Regions from separate parts of the Homo sapiens genome. Here region 2 is linked to region 1. Evidence: chromatin loops called from intact Hi-C (ENCODE). Cell type or tissue: PC-9. All regions are shown on one strand. Links, peaks and the distances in the headings refer to the core of each region. The heading gives the core; the rest is flanking DNA.

Region 1 (9,158 bases), core at 2,848-6,847:
ATGGGCCTCTGATACTGTCAATGTGACCCAGTGCACTTTTGCTAGAAGAGTGGTGCTTTTTCATTAGGAAGCCATCTTGTCCTGAGAATGACTAAAAAAAATTAATTTTCTAAATGTCAGCCCAAACCGGCAAGAATAAATGTGCTGAGTTTGGTGCCAGTGGCAAGAATCTACTTTTTTAAAAATTATCAGCAGTAAGTTAAAGATTGAATGGCAGGCCGGGTGCAGTGGCTCACGCCTGTAATCCCAGCACTTTGGGAGGCTGAGGTGGGTGGATCACCTGAGGCCAGGAGTTCAAGACCAGTCTGGTCAATATGGTGAAACCCCGTCTCTACTAAAAATACCAAAAAAAAGTTAGCCAGGCATGGTGGTGGGCACCTGTAATCCCAGCTACTCAGGAGGCTGAGGCAGGAGAATTGCTTGAACCCGGGAGGCGGAGGTTGCTGTGAGCCAAGATCATGCCATTGCATTGCAGCCGGGGCAACAAGAGTAAAACTCCGCCTCAGGAAAAAAAAAGATTGAATGGCAGTAGAAACTGGACTTTCCTAGACACTCCCTCTGCCCATCCCAACCCTCCAAAATACACACCTCCATACACAAACACACACACACACACACACCACACATCCATGCCACAACACACCCCACCACACCCACAAATGTCACACGTACTTTACTTAATAATTTACCAGATGGAAATTTAAATTATGAGATACTGTCTGTAAGTAAATTAGAGTAAGTCGGTAACTTAAACATATTCACTAAAACCCAAATCCAAACTCGCATTTTGCCACAAGTTACCCTTTACTACCATTTACTCCAAACCATCAGCTGAGGTGTTGGCATCAACAGGACTACCAGAAAAGGGAAGCAACATTTCCTCTGCACAGAGCTTGGGGGCTGGGAGGGACCCTCTTTTACAGGCATGAGTGAAATTAATGTGAAAGAGGCAAGAAATCTTACTGTGCATTCCTGTACATAGTACATTATCTCCTCTCATCTGGAAGCATCTATTGAAGGGCAGGCTACTGTAGAAGGCATTAGGATTATCAAGACAAATTTAAAGAGAAATAGTGTGTTTGAATTTAGCTGTCAGCATTCAAAGCTGGGAAAGACAATAGTTTGATAGATTTTGTAGATGGAGAGAGAGAGAGAGAGAGAGAGAAAGAAAATCTTCTAAATTCTTTTCCTGTATCAGGAAACAAGCCTGAGGGCTCAGGTCTCAGACTTTCTTCTATAATGTAGATAAGATTCCCATTCTGCTTATGACAGGCCATTATGCTTGTTGCCCTAAAGTGGAAAGAGGATATGCCAAAGAGGAAGACGTACAGATAGAAAATTCTGAACCTTTAAGAAAAGTCTAGAGGCTGCCCCCAGAAGGAGATTGTGGGAAGAGGAGATGAGAAAGGCCAAGAAAGCAAGGTCCAATATCAAGGTTCTCCCGGTCCACTCTGGGGTGGAGCAGCTTTTAAAATATCCAGTAAGGGCTGGGCGTGGTGACTTATGTCTGTAATCCCAGCACTTTCGGAGGCTGAGGTGAGCAGATCACCTGAGGTCAGGAGTTCGAGACCAGCCTGGCAACCATGGTGAAACCCCTTCTCTACTAAAAATACAAAAATTAGCCAAGTGTGGTGTCACACACCTGTAATCCCAGCTACTCAGGAGGCTGAAGCAGAAGAATCGCTTGAACCCAGGAGGCGGAGGTTGCAATGAGCCAAGATCATGCCACTGCACCCCAGCCTGGGTGACAGAGCAAGACTCTGCCTAAAAAAAAAAAAAAAAAAAAAAAAATCCAGCAAGGTATACGAGAACCCGCTGGTGGCACCTTCCTGGGGTATAGCAGGGTGTAGTGGCAAGCCTTCCCCGTGGCCCAGGACACAGGCACAGCCTCATCAGAGGAGTGACCTGGTGAGTCTTCTGACATTCCTGTCCCAGTAGCGTGCATGGGGACTCAGGTAACCACATGCCTCACTGTGATGATGCATAAAGAACCCACACAGGCTGGGTTAGAATGAGGATGCTCTCAGGTGGGGGCTTTAAGAAAAGGGACAAATGGTCCAAAGCCAGATGGAACCAGCATTTCTCCATGATCACCAGACCAGGAAGCAGGAAAGGCCAACCACTCTGTCTCAGAAGACAGTGAGGACATAAATGGCCTCACTGCTAAGAGATTGCGTGCCACCTGGGGTGGGTGGTGAGAGCCAGGGGTGGGAAATCTGAAAGATCCAAAGAGGCAGAGCCACAACTACACATCAGACTAGGTTTCTAGAATTTTACTAGGTGGTGTCCCCTGCCCTAACTGCCCCAACCCCTCGCACCTACCCAGCAGACAGGGACTTGTGTGCAAGATGAGAACAATAAAGAGACCTGGTTTTCTTTGAGCAGAAAAGTGTAACATGAGCAAATTTGCCACTTGAGTTCGGCAGCTTCAGGAAGTCTCAATTAGCTACATGTATAGACGAAATATTCTGAACCTTGGAGAAGATGCTACTGGCTTCAAAAAGACAAAATTTTGGCTAGATGCAGCGGCTCATATCTGTAATCCCAGCACATTGGGAGGCCAAGGCAGGAGGATTACTTGAGGCAAGAATTCGAGACCAGCCTAGGTAAAATAGGGAGACCCCCCCATCTCTTTAGAAATAAAAAATAAAATTGGCTGGGCACAGTGGCCTATTCCTGTAGTCCCAGCTACTCAGGAGGCTGAGGTGGGAGGCTCTCTTGAGCCCAGGAAGTCGAGGCTACAGTGACCCATGATGGCACCAGTGCACTCCAACCTGGGCAACAAAGCAAAAGTCTATCTCCAAAAAAACCAAACAAAATTTAATCCTTTGACCATGTGATTTTGTATCGTATGTTATACTATATTATGTATTATGCATCATGTGTATACATTATTTAGACATTTTTTGCTTTTAAATTCTTCAAGTGGATGTGCCTAGGTAGCTGGACATTTTGTCTTCTCGTCCTTCATCCCGGGTCCGGGTCATCCCACACATGCACCACCTCTTGGGCAGATCAGGGAGCTCTTCTGCTCTGTCAGAAATGAGACAGGAATGGAACAACTGGCTGTGTGGTGAGGTAGGGCCGGGGAGAGGAGAAACTCAGGGGTACAAGGGTGAGGGGAGGGAGAGAGACTCCTAGTAAGTCTTCTCATGAGGTCCGAGAGAGAAGCAGCCACATGATGGCTACAGAAACAAGGAATGAAAGCTTTCATGTCTGGCGTGTGGAGCACATGGGGCCATCTGAGTGCTTTCTCCAACCTTGGAGAAGGCACTTTCTAGTCTCTGCACAAGGGAGATTATGAATTATGGATTATGGATTGCAATGGGGATACTTGAGTCAGAGGTAAGAAGGTGAAGTGCATGTCCTACTGGAAACTGTGTGTGTGTGTGTGTGTGTGTGTGTGTGTGAGAGAGAGAGAGAGAGAGAGAGAGAACACGAGTAAGAACAGCAAGACTGGCTAGTAAGAAATCTACTAGGAATGCATTTCTAGCATGAAAGGCATGATCCTAAGATTATACATAAACACAAAGAATCAGCAGCCCAATTACATTTCACCTGTAGTCCCAGCTACTCAGAAGGCTGAGGTGGAAGGATCACTTGAGCCCAGGGAGGTCAAAGCAGCCGTGAGCTGTGGTCATACCGCTGCACTCCAGCCTAAGCGACAGAGCAAGACCCTGTCTCAAAAACACAAACAAACAAACAAACAAAATGTTATTTTATTCTTTTTTGTAATTTGGAGCAATTTTGATAACTAAATAATATTTAATTAACTCAAATTTTCTTTTCTAACAGTTGACTCCAACTTTCTTTTTGAACCAGGAAAGAAATACGTTACACATGGATATGCTAGTCAGAAACAAAAGTCATGGGTAAAGTAATGAATTTTCAAAGTTACTTTAAAACAGGCCCATTTTTGTATATGTATGTGTGTGTTTTCAACCACCATGGCTTCCCAAAATTAAAATATACTGGGAAATGGGGGACTATAGGGATGGGGTGGAGTAGAGATGAACAAACCAACATTTCCAATTCCTGAACAGGATTCCCCCAACTTGCTATTAAGACACTGGGCTGCATGCAGGATTCGGAATGTTCATATATGGACAACCTAATCCATTGTTTTATTTTCACTCCTTCAGCCCAAACAAGTGTCCTCACTCTCTTCTGTCTTGCTTCTGGATCTTAATGTTTGCATGAACAAAACATTAAGAAACGAGAGAGCAATCCAGTGTAGCAAAGCGCTATCGCTGCAAATAGTCATCTTGAGGTTTGTTGGGATTTTCAGAAAGTAAGACACGTTCACGGTTATGAGTGGGCATCCGATTTACCTGCTAGAAATGTAAGTGACTCTTCACATGGGCCCTTTTCTCCAAAAACACCACCTTTCAGAGAGATGAAGTGAAGTGGGGAGACTAAGAATCTAATATTTTCAGCTACATAAATTCATTTCAGCATAAACTCATCTCAGCTTGAAAATCTGAACAATGTAAATTTACTCTCCAGAGAGAAAGATAAAGAGAAGAAACGGCAAGATTTCTCCCTGGAATCTGTTGAGAATAAAGAGGGAGCATGGGTGTGGGGACGTGCATTTTGTGCTGTACCTTTGAAAAGAGAACAGAACACAATGTCCTAAGATAAATCGTCATTTTCTGAAGCCAGCATTTTCTCCCAAATTCTTAAGGAAATGTTGCCACCTTCTGGACAAAAGCTTAGTAAGCATTCACCACAACCCTGCTTTCCAGCTTATTTATAAACTCGTTTACATGAGTTAATAAATAATTTTGCTGTGACTTTTCTATTATTCTACCTGCACAGCACTGATAGCCTCAAAAACTCAAGTCACTATAAAAGCACTAATCATATGCCTAACAGAACAGAAAGCCCACTTTGCCAATTAAGCAGATTCTTCAAGAGAGAAATAATCACACTGACAAAGTTTACCAGATTTTAAAAAATCTCATTCATGGACTTCTTAACTCTTACAGGGTTTGAAGAATGGTGGGTAGACTCTCAACCAGGTTTTCTCTTTACAGTTTTTTTTTTAATTACAACTTCTCTCTTTTAATAATAGGTTCAAATTCATCTAACCAAATAGTCTTGAATTTGATTTTTTTTCAATGTATTTTAAGGTCATCAGTAATATTTTGAGCATTCAGAAACAAAGACATCTGTGCTCATATCCTGAGAATTTGTAAAATGCTCACATTTCTTTACCGTAATGGGTGGGCCCTTCCCATCAGTCAATTCTCATTACCAATGTTTTCAATAAAGCAAGGCAGTTAAGGTGGACACGCTTTATGTGAAGAGCTATGCATTGTGCAAAGAAGGCGCCTGCCCACTTAGTACTGAGCATCTTCCCCATGCTTACGCCTGAGGTTTGCGTCTCCAACGTGGAGGAGTCTGCAAGACGACGAAGTTCATTGCTCTGCTGGATGAGGACCGCATTACTTGATCTTCTCAGCGCTGTTTAAATGTCCAATAAACCCAATGTCCCTCTTCATTCAGGATCTCGCCGAGGGCTTAGAGGAAAGCTGCAGTACTTCTCAGAGAAGCTCTATTCATTTTTCTGAGGATGTGGCTGATGAAATTGACAGCCCTGTCTTCCTCATCCATGTTTTCGCAGGTGGGAAATTCGGTGGTGAAGCCCCAACTTGCGGCATGTCCCTAACACTGCTGATAGCCTTGTCTTCTGTTCTCCAGCCCTTCAGGTGGCTGACCAGGAGCCCTACTGCACGATCTAAGGTGTTAACTCAATTCTGTGCTAGACCGTTGCCTTGGTTTCCCCCACAGTCATTGCAGCAGCGGGCTACATGGCATCTCTGCAAATTAAAGAAGTGCACGGAAAGGAGAAAAGCCAACTGTTTTGACCAAATCGCAGACAGTGCTTTTCCTCATCCACCAGACATGAGAACCAATGGAGGCAAATGGAAAAAAACACATCCTTCTTAGAAATCTTGTTTGGGCCGGGCGCAGTGTCTCGCGCCTGCAATGCTGGCACTTTAGGAGGCCGAGGCAGGTGGATCACCTGAGGTCAGGAGTTTGGGACCAGCTTGGCCAACATGGTGAAACTCCGTCTTTACTAAAAGTACAAAAATTAGCCGGGCATGGTGGTGCGCGCCTGTAATTCCAGTTACTCGGGAGGCTGAGGCAGGAGAATTGCTTGAACCCGGGAGGCGGAGGTTGCGGGGAGCCGAGATCGCACCACTGCACTCCAGCCTGGGCGACAGAGCAAGACTCTGTCTCTAAAAAAAGAAAAAAATGAAAAGAAAAATATCTTTTCGTTTTGAATGGGGAAGCCCCTGGTGCAGAAATGTCTTTGGTACTGGTGATAATCTGGGCCTGTGAGTGCTAAATTGATTCTCTGTCCTGCAGGGGCTGAATATCAAGGAACAAATGCATTAATCATGGGAGAGCCTGTGTGCCAACGAGCATAAAGACCACTGCACCCAGCAGCGGCGATTGCGTGAACCTTTCCACAGACCACACGCTCCGAAGTAGCTCTCTGAAGTCTCATTACTGAATGTGTAGGGGAGGGATGGGGGGTTGCATCTGACTTTCACTGAAATGTGCATTTAGAAATAAGTGTATTTACATTTAGTTTTATGTTTAAAAAGGGGGGTAGGGATGGGGAATCTTTGGGCCACAGTCATTATAGATGAAACAAACACACGGACACAGATAACACACACGCGCACATGCACAAAAGCTTTCGGGGAGAAACAGAAAATAATGTTTTGCAATTACAGTCCACAGCTGCTGCAGTTCCAGTGTGCGTGTGCTACACAGGTGCGGCCATTATAACAATGAATAGCGCACATTAAACGTGCCATCCATAGGGGTAATAATACTAGGGTTGAAAAGGTATTTTCATTTGCAACCTGATGTTAGGCAGAAAATAAAATAAGGCATTTCACAGCCAGCCTGATGGCTCGGCTACCACATGGGAGGCCCAAGCCTGAGATGAATCTGAGACCCTTATGTGTGTGTCTAACAGTGGGAACCTGGCCATGGTTCCTAGAGAGACCGTCAAATTTCTTTCTGTTCTAAAAAGCCTGCTGACCATGAAGTGGGGGAAACTGAGGCTCCACACAGTTTATCCAGTTAGCAGTATCAGCCAGCATGACATCTATCCCTGCCCAGCGCCTACTAGTGTCTGGATCCTAGAAATAGTGTTGGGGGAAAAAATACAGAGAGAGGTTCCCCCATGGGTGGGGAAGTAGAATGGCTCCCACAGAGAAGGAACCCTGGAGGAGGAAGTGGTTTTGAGACAGCTCCCCTTAGGCCCTGTCTCTGCACCATGCCATCACTAAGCTCTACCCCACAACTCAGCAATGTTCTTCCCTGGGACAGCCCCAGAAGGCTTGGCTCTAAGCCCAAAATAGCCGACCTGCTTTGCTCACCTCTCTCTTTAAAAGCCCAGCAGCAGAATGGGCCCTGTATCTCATTTCATTTACTTTCCACAGCTTCTCAAATCACTAAACTCTTCACTCTTGGTGGACAAATTCATCTTCAGGCAACCAAGACATTCATGAAGATTGGCAGTTGGAAAACGCTGGAAAAGAGACAGCTTTGGGTAGTGACAAGAGAGTGAGCTTTAGAATCAGAGGACAAAAGACCCCATCTCAGCACGGCCAGCTCTGTGATCTTGAACAAATTATTTAAACTCTCTGAACCTCTGCAAAATGAGGTTAATAGTATCTGCTGCATAGGGTTGTCGTAAGGCTCTAATGACACCAAGTATGTGAAAATACTTAACGCCAAGCTTGGAACTAGCAAGCACTAAATAAATAATAGAGATTATGAGAGTAACTTCCATTTCTTTATCTCATAATAGAGATTATGAGAGTAACTTCCATTTTCCTGAGTGGGTCTGTGAATAACTTCTAACCCATTCTCAGCAATAAAATGGAAATCTCTATCAAGAAAGGAGAAAAAAATGTACTACACATATTTCTCACAACCATAGAGGCAGCTTCAGACCAAACATTTCAGGAAGGCTGTTAGAAATGTGTAACGCTCTGCAGAATAATTGTTTTCATATTGTCTACTTTTAACAGTGGTAAAAGCAAACAATAAAACAAAAAATAATGCATGTTGTAGAGTGAATTTTAAAAAGCTGAGGATCCATCAGACCCAGGTGGGTGTTGGCGTGGCTCTCATGGACTGGGCATGCTTCCCCAGAGCCCAGGTGGAGGGCCGCCCACAGCTTGGAAGTCTGGAAGCCCACTGCCCTGGCACGGAGTGGTGCAGGGGTGTGGGAGCACGCAGCCCTCGCCAGAATGAAAGCCGTCCTAGGGAAATGGGATAGGCCCCAGTTTACCAAGGAAGGTGGGAATACAGCTCTTTTTAGAGGCCTTAAAAGTGAGGAGAGGATTAAAATTAATTTAAAACTTCACAGGAAGCCTGCATAATGAAAACAAAACTTGATTGCAATGCTGGCTGGCACACTGTGGATCTGGAAAAGCTCACACAGCAGAGCTCTGGATAGGTTGGAGCTCACTGGGGAGATAACAACAAAACTATAGTGATGGTGATGATGATGATGATGATGATGTTAGTGGTGGTGGGGGTGGCAGTGATGGCGAAACAAAAGTCTTATCAGCCAATCTCTCATGGATCACAAAGCCCTGAGGCACTTTCATAATGTGTTCATTCATTTACTTATTCTCCCAGCAAAAGTTGTTGACCATGTAGTATGGACTAGCATGATCCTAAGTCCATTAATAAATCACCAGACCCCATGCTCAAGAAGCAGAGACAGGCATATCGACACATGATTCTAAAATTCCACATAAAAGTGTTTGGCAGAAGAAGAACAGGGTGCCATGAGAACACTTAGGAGGGGTAGCTAATTTAGACTGGGGGTTCAAGAGAGGTTTCTAAGAGGAGCTGATGCCTAGACTGAAGGTAGATGAAGGAGGTATGTGCAGAAAATGCAGAAGCCTAAGGGTGAGAGTACAGGTCATTCTGCAAAACTCAAGTGCAGGTTGAAGTGTGAAGGAGGAAAAGAAGAGCAGAGGCTGGAATGGCAAAAGCTGGTCCAGCCCTATATGCTGTGTGTACTAAACAGGGGTAAGGGTGAGGGGAGATCTTTGGGCCAAAGTAATTACAGATGAAATATACACGCACACACACACATGCACACACACACACAC
Region 2 (9,158 bases), core at 1,709-5,708, 1.5 Mb before region 1:
CTCAAAGTATGGTATTTATTGAATGTGTATTGCTTTTGCACCATTAAAAATGAAAAATAATTGTAAGCCAAACCATTGTAGTCGAGGATCATTTGTATATGCTGTGGTAAATAGGTCTCCAGGCTTAGATCTCAAAGAATTCCAGAGTTCTAGGAGCCTTTAGGAATAGCTACCTAGTTCAGGGGTTGGGAAACTGCAATGTGGAGCCAATTCAGCCTGCGACTTGTGTTTATAAACCAAATTTTGTTGGAAAACAGCCATGCTTATCTATGTATTTATCCATGTTGCTTTTGTGTTACAATGGCAGAGGTGAGTAGTTGTGTCATTGAGCATATGATGTGCAAAGCTGAAATTATTGACTCTCTGGCTCTATACAGAAAAAGTTTCCTGACCCTTGAGATCAAGGGTCCAATCCATACTATATTTTTCAGCTTTTGTAGTAAAATTAAGTAAATTGCCCTTTATAAAAAGTTTTCAAGGAGCTCACTGTCTAGCAGAGGAGATGAAATACCCAAAATATGTGTAAATTCCTTCCAAATTGCTATTTCTCGTACGTGAAATCTGATTTTTAAAAACTTCACTTCTCATTATTTTTTATTTTCCTGCACAGTAGATTGGGATCTAGGCCTAAATCTAGTTCCTATTCAGTCTGTGTCACCATACCTGGCATCAGTGTATCATATATTTGTTAATTTGTTTATTATCTGTCTTCCTCTATCACAATGCAAGCTTCACAAAAGAAAAACTTTACATTTCTTATTCACATATCCCTAGGGCCTAAAATAGCAACCTGAAATATACTGGATACACAAAAAAACTGTGTTTTATGGAATCTAAGAAGCCATCGGTTGTAAGTTGTACCATTATTTTATATACCACTAAGAAAGAAAAAGCACTGGCAATTAGTCTGTAACACATGCTGAGTCTCCTTGATTGAAAAATACATCCTTGTTCCAGAATTGTTAAGATGTGAAACAATATGCACCTTAAAACCAATGAAGAAGGAGAATTGTCAAGTAGGTGGGAGAAGTGGCGATCTTATAATGATTTTCAAGGCTTAGCTAACATTTTGTCTCAAACCAAATCACAAATATTTATTGAGTAATTGCTTTGTGCAATATTCTGGCCTGGTGCTTCCTCCAAATCATCCCTTACCATAGCACCTTGGGGAACTCCTTGGCGTGCATCCCCCAAGCTGTAGAGACTCAGAGTCTGACGAGCCAATTTAGGACTTAATTATATACTCCTTTTATTGATCACCATTGTTTCTAATGACATAGTCTTTTCTCCACAACTAATTGGTAAGCCCCTTGAGCGCAGGAACTGGTTTTTTAAAGAATGATGTATTCTTCACAGTGCTTTCCCTTTCTGTTACCCAGGGAGCACATGGCAATATAAGGGCTCCTGGGATTGAATCTTAAGTACAGAGAAAACCTAAGAATGCTTTTAGATAGACAGATAAGAGACCAGTAGAGAAGAGCAGATTGAAGGTATGTGTGAGAAACGTTATGTAATGAAAAGATAATTGATGACACACACTTCCAGAGGGTGCTGGCGAGATTGATTCAAAAGCACACGGCTAGGGCACTGAGTAACGAGAAAGAAGTTGCAGATGAAGGATAAATGGACAGGAATAAGAAAGGGCTTCATCATTTAAGAATCTGAAAGAGACAAAAAGGTAAGGAAGGGACTAAATGGGAAGAAAGGGAGAAAACAAACCTTTTCTAATCTCATTAGCTTCACTCTTCCAATGTCCTCCCCACCTCTTCTCAAGGCTCCAGAGAATTTGTCTCCAAATGAAGCCCATTCTCTCTTCTTTCTTGTTAATACTGCCTCCTCTTCTCCCTCTCTTCTTACTACTTTCCCTCCTTAGGCCTACTTACATCTTCTTTCCTCATCAATTCAAAGCTTTCAATTGGTCTTTCTTAGTAAGACATCTCTTTCTAGATTTAGACATATTTTAGGAATTATGAGGACAGAAAAGCAATGCAGGGGAATATGGGGAAGAGGAAGGAACCTGTAATTTATGAATCACTTTTTTTTTTTCACATCTCCTAGGATCTTTACCTAGACCTTTCATTTAATCACAGACACCTTCCTTTAAAATTTTAGATACCCGTCCAAGGGTTCACTAGCAAAGCTGTCGCATGAATTCCAGTCCTCTGGTTTCAGAACCCATATACTGTGCTGACTTTTTTATTTTTATAACATCATGTTGCCTTTCTATAGAGGTAGTTCCTTCTTCTAATTATGAAAGGCTCGTGCTTATGTGTATTCTTATGTTTAATGCCTAGTTTTCATTACTTGAAGAGATTTTGGCAAGATTTAGTACTTTTTAAATATATTTAATTGCACAAGTAATACAGGTCCACAGGAAAAACGATTGAACAATCGTGATAGGCAAAATGAAGAAAATGAAAAATTATCCAGCATCCTTTGTGCCACGGCTTTCAAAATCAGTAAGATGAAAACCAATCCTCCTTCATTACAAAGTATTTTGAATAAGAATATAAGCTTAAGTGCTCATTCAGCAGCAGACAGACATGGGCTAATAGCTCAATGGCCTAACATTTCATCCCCGGACCAAAGCATTAGTTTTAGGCCTTCTTGTGTGGGATCTGTGGATTGTTTTATTTTCTTTCCTAATGAGCAATTGGACTAAAGGATCAGGTTTAATTATAACTAGAGTCCCTTTCTGTTTGTACATCACTGCAGACCTAATTGTAGGCTGGCATCCCTGCTGCGGCCTGAGTGGTCATTAGCTTGCTGATAATGAACTATGCTTGTCAACATGGCCTCATTAACCATTGTTTTTTTTTCAGCAACATGGTTGTAAGGGTTTGAACTTGTGATTGAGGATGTGCTGGACTCATCGTGCTGAGAGAAACTTGTCCAGTTACGTGGTTAGAACCAAAGAGTTTTGGCTCAGACAAGTGATGCTATCCAAGGATAACTGGATCTATGCTGCAGCCTCAGGAATGTGACATGTCAGGAAGAACCCTGACCTGAGAGTTAGAGAGTGAGATTCTTATCCCAGCTCTGTGCTGTGTAGCCCTGTGACTTTGGGCTAATTGTATCACTTTCTGTCCTCTAGTTTTCTCACCTGAAAATAAGAAGGTTCTACTCAATGATTGGTGAGATAACTTTTTGTCAATAAAAATAATTTTGCATGATGCTTGTGCAAACATTTTTTTCCTTTTTTTTAATCAGTGATTTTATCTTCTTAGGTTATACACTAGAGGGCAGTGGTACATTAATATTATAAACTATGAATGCACTTGGTACTGCATTCAGCTGAAAGTCATAGACATTTGAATTAGGAAGGGATCTTATCTATTTCTCATTCAAAATATAGGAAGCTGTTCTGTAGTGTCCCCAACAGATATTCTTCATGACCCTGTTGAACATTCCTAGTGTTGGGAACTTTGCTACTTCGCAAGGCAGCTTTTTTTTCTTGTTAGTTCTACTTATTAGAAAGTTATTTCTTCAATTAGTGAAAAACCTGCTTTCCTATAACTTTTATCGCTGGTCTTGCAACATGGCAGAAAACTGTATCGCCTTCTTGTAATGGCATTTCACATCTTTTATAGAGTCGTATTACTGAATAACTGTATTTACCATTTATTGGTAATTAGTAATTGTAAATTATAATTTATTGAGTATCAACTATGTATCAGCATTGCACCAGGCATCTTATTTACATTATTTTATTTAATTCTCACAATAAGCTCTGAGGGAATTTTCATCTTTATTTATCTGTATTTTACAAAGGCTCAGATCAAAACCACGTAACTGGTAAGCCATGTAGGTGGGATTTGAACCTAAGTCTGATGAAAACCCCCTGCCATTGCTCACAAAACAACACCTCCTTTTATAAAGGTGAAGACATAAGACCCAGAGAAGGGAAGCAACCTGCTTGAGATCACACAGTAAATAGGAATAGAGTAGGAACCGGATTCTAGATCTTTGGAGAACACATTCAATTTTTCTTTGCCGTACAGCACAGTGCACTCAAGACCGTTGTCATTTAAGTCCCAAATCCTCTTTTCTATATGTTAAATGTTCCTGTTTCCCCTCATTGTTATTCCAATGGTTTCTTTGCTGTCCTGTCATGTCCTCTGAGTGTGCTCTTAATTTGCTGCATCCTTTCTTTCTTTCTTTTTTTTTGAGACAGGGTCTCACTCTGTCACCCAAGATGGAGCGCAGTGGTGTGATCTTGGCTTACTGCAGCCTTGACCTCCCAGACTAAGGTGATTCTCCCACCTGAGCCTCTCGAGTAGCTGGGACCACAGGTGCACTCCACCATGCCTGACTAATTTTTTGTTGTTGTTGTTTGAGACAGAGTCTCGCTCTGTTACCAGGCTGGAGTGCAGTGCCACAATCTTGGCTCACTGCAATCTCTGCCTCCAGAGTTCAAGTGATTCTCCTGCCTCAGCCTCCCAAGTAGCTGGGACTACAGGCATGCCACCACGGCCAGCTAATTTTTGTATTTTTTGTAGAGATGGGGTTTTGCTGTGTTGCCCAGGCTGGTTTCGAACTCTTGAGCTCAAGCGATCCACCTACCTCAGCCTCCCAAAGTGCTGAGATTAAAGGCATGAGCCCATTCTTTCTAAATTATAAAACTCAGAATTCAAAACAGTGCTCTGTTTGAGTAGGAGAGAAGTCACTGAGACTGTATTTCCTGTCATTTGGACTTAATTTTCTATTAACATTGTCTAAGGTTGCATTAATATTTTAATATAATGTTGGCTTATTTCAAATATAAGGTCAAACATACCTCTTGTTCCTTTTAGTTTTATTTTTATGAAATATAAGAACAAGACAGAGTGGTCCTGTTATGTTCCTATCGATAGAAAAAAAATCCTCCCTATCTGATGAAGAGTCTTTCTGAATTGATAGTAACCTAGAATAAATTTCTGGGTTCTTAAGATATTCAAGGCATATGAACATGAAAATACTTGCATTTCTGGGATGATGATTGGATTCATTTTATATGTCAACATCCATGGTTGTTTTTGCTTTCCTATCAGAAATGCATGCTTGCTGTGTGTTGTAGACATTCATTGCTGTTTCCTTCCTGCCTATTATCTTTTGTCATAGCATGACTTTGACATCCTTTTAAAAAAGGCTATGTGCAGCCCAAGAGGAGCTGTTGATCAAAGGGGCCCTGTCCTTGTCTAGCCAAGAGTTGGGCATACGAAGCAATGCTCTTTGCCTCAGGACTAGAAATCCTGATTCTAGTGGTATGGAATGGAGAATTAGCAGTGACTGATTCATCCTGGTAACACCAATGCCTGACTTTTCAATATTTCCTTTGATCTGTGAGCCAATAATTTTTAAATATATATATGCATATATATAATTTTAAAAGTTAGAATCAGTTTCTGATGATTGCAGCCAAAGCAATCCTCACTCATACATCAATCTTTGGGATATATTTACTTTTTTTGAAATAGCCTTATCAGAAAGTTCTACCTTTTCATGACATAGCAGAATAGCTCATCTATCCAACAGAGTTTGTTAACCTATCTATCATAGAAACTTTTCAAACAATTTTTGGGATGACAGTTTTTAAACTATGTTTTCCACATCTAATACAATGGATGTGTGCTGAAAAACTAGTGAGAAGTGAAATTTCATAAACTGACTTTCCTAAGGGCAATTGCCGGTCAAAAAAAAAATCAACGTTGACATCCAATGTTGAATCATTTTGAATGCTAATCATCCATCTGTTTTATAAATTTAAAATTTGATGAATTTAGCTTTCTTTTTTTCCAAGAGGGAAGCATTCTCATGTTTTTAGTTAAATGCTAATTCATGTTTGAAACCTATTAATATATAGTTTTGGTGGCAATATTATATCTTTATTTAGGCTGTGTATCATAGGCATTAAACCATCATAGCAATGGGACCTTTTCAATTCTGTTTTTCTTACTGTGTTCTTATCTGCACACTGGGCATCTCTTTCATGTGGGAAAATTCCAAATTCATTTGTAGTTTTATTCCTGACTTTCTGAGCTTCAGGTTCACATTCTCAACTTTTTGCATGAAATATTCATTGGATTTTTCTAAAGGCATATACAGTTCCATGTGACATCCTCAAACCAAGTTCTTTATCTCAAAGGTCAGTATTGAGAATATCATTTGCTACATTATAAATCACCTCTTTGATGGTCCAAGGTGGAATTTTCTCCCTGTTTTCAGTACAGAGAAGAAATGAGCTTTTCCTAAGTCACTGACTTGCTCAGTTCTCACGGACCCTGTGGCTCTTCCAGAGTTGTGACTATTAATACAAAGACTCTTTGAGCCAAAATCATGGCCTCTCTGGCCCACTTGTGGCTTCCACTTACTTTTCTATCCCTGTTTTTCTCTGGCTTCATTGTTTTCTTTCTTTTAAAAATTTTTTATCTTGTTATTTTACCTTACTGTATAGTATACATTTTTGGAAGCTTCTGTAAATCTTTTTATTTCCCACTGGATAGTAAAAACTAACCACATGGATTGGTGCCTTTTTTCCACCTGTCTTTTTCTGTTGTTTAAAATTCATCTCTTTGTTAAAGGCATCTTTAAGCTGCCTACCTCTGAGGCTTAAAACTTGGAGTCATTTAAAGTGCTCTCTATCCTTCATTCTCTGTGTCTGGTTGTCCTGTTCTCAGAAGTTGTTCAGTTGTGCTTCCATAATATCTCTTGCAAACTGGAGAAAAAATGGAAAGGTGGTCATCTGTCTGGAAAATTAGGGGACAGAATTTGAGGAGATGTAATGATCTCCATCCCTCAGATCACTGATCTTTTGGTAAAATCAGCTGCTTTCCCCCCAGTCTGTTCTATCTTTTACCTTCTTACTATGATTATTCTACCTGGATTAATTAATTCTTCATTACCAGTCATCTGGATGACTAAAATTATTATATAATTGATTTTTTTTTGTCTTTAGACCAGTGATTCTCAAACTGGAGCATGCATCCACATTCCCTGAAGGACTTGTTAAAACACAGATTTCTGGACCACACTTCCAGAGTTTCTGATTCAGGACATCTGGGGTGAGGCCCAAGGATGCGCATTTCTGGCATGTTCCTCGGTGCTGCTGCTGTCCTGGGGACCACATTTTGAGAATCACTGCTCTAGACTGTCCCCTTCTCCATGCTACACACTGCTCCCAGGGTATAGTTCTTGGAGGAGTGCTACTTTTCTCAAAAGTTTTCATTGCCCCTGGATTGTTTATTGAATTTATTTTCACATGTCAAATGTCCTGCCTTGTATTCAAGACCCTGAATGATCCTAATGCAACTTGTCACTTTCATTTCCTGGTGTTTCTCCCTAGTCTTGTAATACTTTTTCTCTTCCTTTCCTAATCTCTGCTTATTGATGATCCACTCGTTCTCTAGGGCTCTACTCAAATCACATCTACTACATGAAGCCTTGCCTGATATTGCCAGTTGCCCACTGAAGGTCAGCCTTCTTTTATTCTCTTACAGTGTTTTCAGCATTATGCCTTTAATTATTAGTGTAGTTGTCTTCTCTCTTCTACTGAATTTAACAGACTCCAAAACAAGAAGCAGGGACCTCATGCCTTATACACGGAAGGTCTTTAATAAATTCACTTGAATAGCTGCTGTATAGAGGTTTTAGGGTAGGGACATAGAGGATGAATGTTACTATAAAACAGATGTACAGTTTTCCTGAGATCACATTTTTGTGCTAAAAATCATGTCATTGCCCACTGTCAGTAATACAAGTGAAATATTTCACAAAACATACGATAAGCAATTAAGACTTAAAACCCCAAATTATCTCATCATACCATGAGATTTCAACTGAATAGTAATTTTTGTCTCATCTTGACTATTGCCAAAGTTTATTAATTAAATATTATGACCAGTTTATGGACCAAATTATATAGATGAAAGTCTGTCATAGGAGTACACCCTGCACTTGCCAATTTGTAAATAATAAAATGTTATCTTTATATGCAGAAAAGTGAATAACTATATTAAAATAGCCTGGCCACAAAACACTGTTTCTGGTGTATTAATAGGTGCTGTATGTATAAGGGGGTTTTCTATTATATCAAATACTTTTAGAAAATTCTAGATTAAACTATGTTAAATCTTATTGAAGACTCCTCAGAGTCCATATGTGCTAATACGTTGTAGGAATCTTTAGAAGGGGGCATATAATATTTACCACTTTTTAAAGTTCTTTTTTTTTTTGGTTCTAATTATTTTATTGTACATGGCTTTTTTTTTTTCTTTTTGAGAGGTGAGGTCTTGCTATGTTGCCCAGACTGGTCTCAAACTCCTGGCCTCAAGTGATCCTCTCACCTTGGCTTCCCAAAGTGCTGGAATTACAGGTGTGAACCACTGCAACCAGCCTATTTTATTTTATTTTAATTTGCAGAAAAGCTCATCATGATAACTTTCCTTACATCACATTTTGGGAAGTTAGGTACAAAACTGTGTTTGTTTGGAAAACAGGAATTGCCATTGCAATGACCTGAAACAGGTAGCACTGAGCCTTAGATGTGTACCTGCCTTCACCCATGATGAAAATGAATCTCATGGTAACAACCCTGGGTGCACAGTCAGTGGATTTCTTTTCTTTTTTTCTTTTTTTTTTTGAAACGTAGTCTCGCTCTGTCGCCCAATTTGGAGTGCAGTGGCATAATCTCGGCTCACTGCAAGTGTGTTGTTCCTGATGTCATTCCCTGCATTCCTTTGGGGGGTGGGGTTGTAGGAAGGTGGGTATGTGGATTGGTATTAACGCAGTAATGCATGTCTTTAGCCATTTCCTACTGGTTTTCTGAATTATCTGCTCTACACCTAGATTTTCTACTCTAAACCTCATCTCCTTCTATCTCTTTTCTGGCTGTCAAAGAGAAGAAAAATGCTTTTGCATACTGTGTAAATCTTTGATTAAGAGGGCAGCAGCAAATTCTAATCTCTTTGATCTCTTTACCTTTAACCAGTCTTTTTGGGAGCATTTTCTGCGTCTGGTAGCATCTTCTTCTTTTTAAATCTACAGGTTGAGTATCCCTTATCCAAAATGCTTGGGACCAGAAGTATTTCAGACTTCTGTTTTTTTCAGAGTCTGAATACTTGCATATGTACAATGTGATAGCTTGCGGATGGAATCCACGTCTAAATACAAAATGTTTCCTG

What was found. Peaks named below come from ENCODE experiments on the same cell type or tissue, not always from the same donor. Only the 100,000 strongest peaks of a DNase experiment are listed, where the experiment ranks them.
Region 2: a loop joins it to region 1, with 8 times the contacts of the local background. A loop is called at or near these places in 16 of 110 quality-filtered maps.

The regions. Positions count from the first base shown.
Region 1 is chr6:20,051,887-20,061,044 of GRCh38, forward strand. No RefSeq gene overlaps it. Among named protein-coding and RNA genes, the nearest start is that of MBOAT1, 160 kb to the right of the region's middle. In PC-9, for the core only: a CTCF peak has its summit at 4,708 (motif pointing left); no DNase peak of the experiment used is centred there.
Region 2 is chr6:18,525,281-18,534,438 of GRCh38, forward strand. The region is part of intron 1 of MIR548A1HG (MIR548A1 host gene); the gene reads left to right. Among named protein-coding and RNA genes, the nearest start is that of MIR548A1HG, 7.1 kb to the left of the region's middle. RefSeq lists an enhancer at 2,312-2,947. In PC-9, for the core only: a CTCF peak has its summit at 3,269 (motif pointing right); no DNase peak of the experiment used is centred there.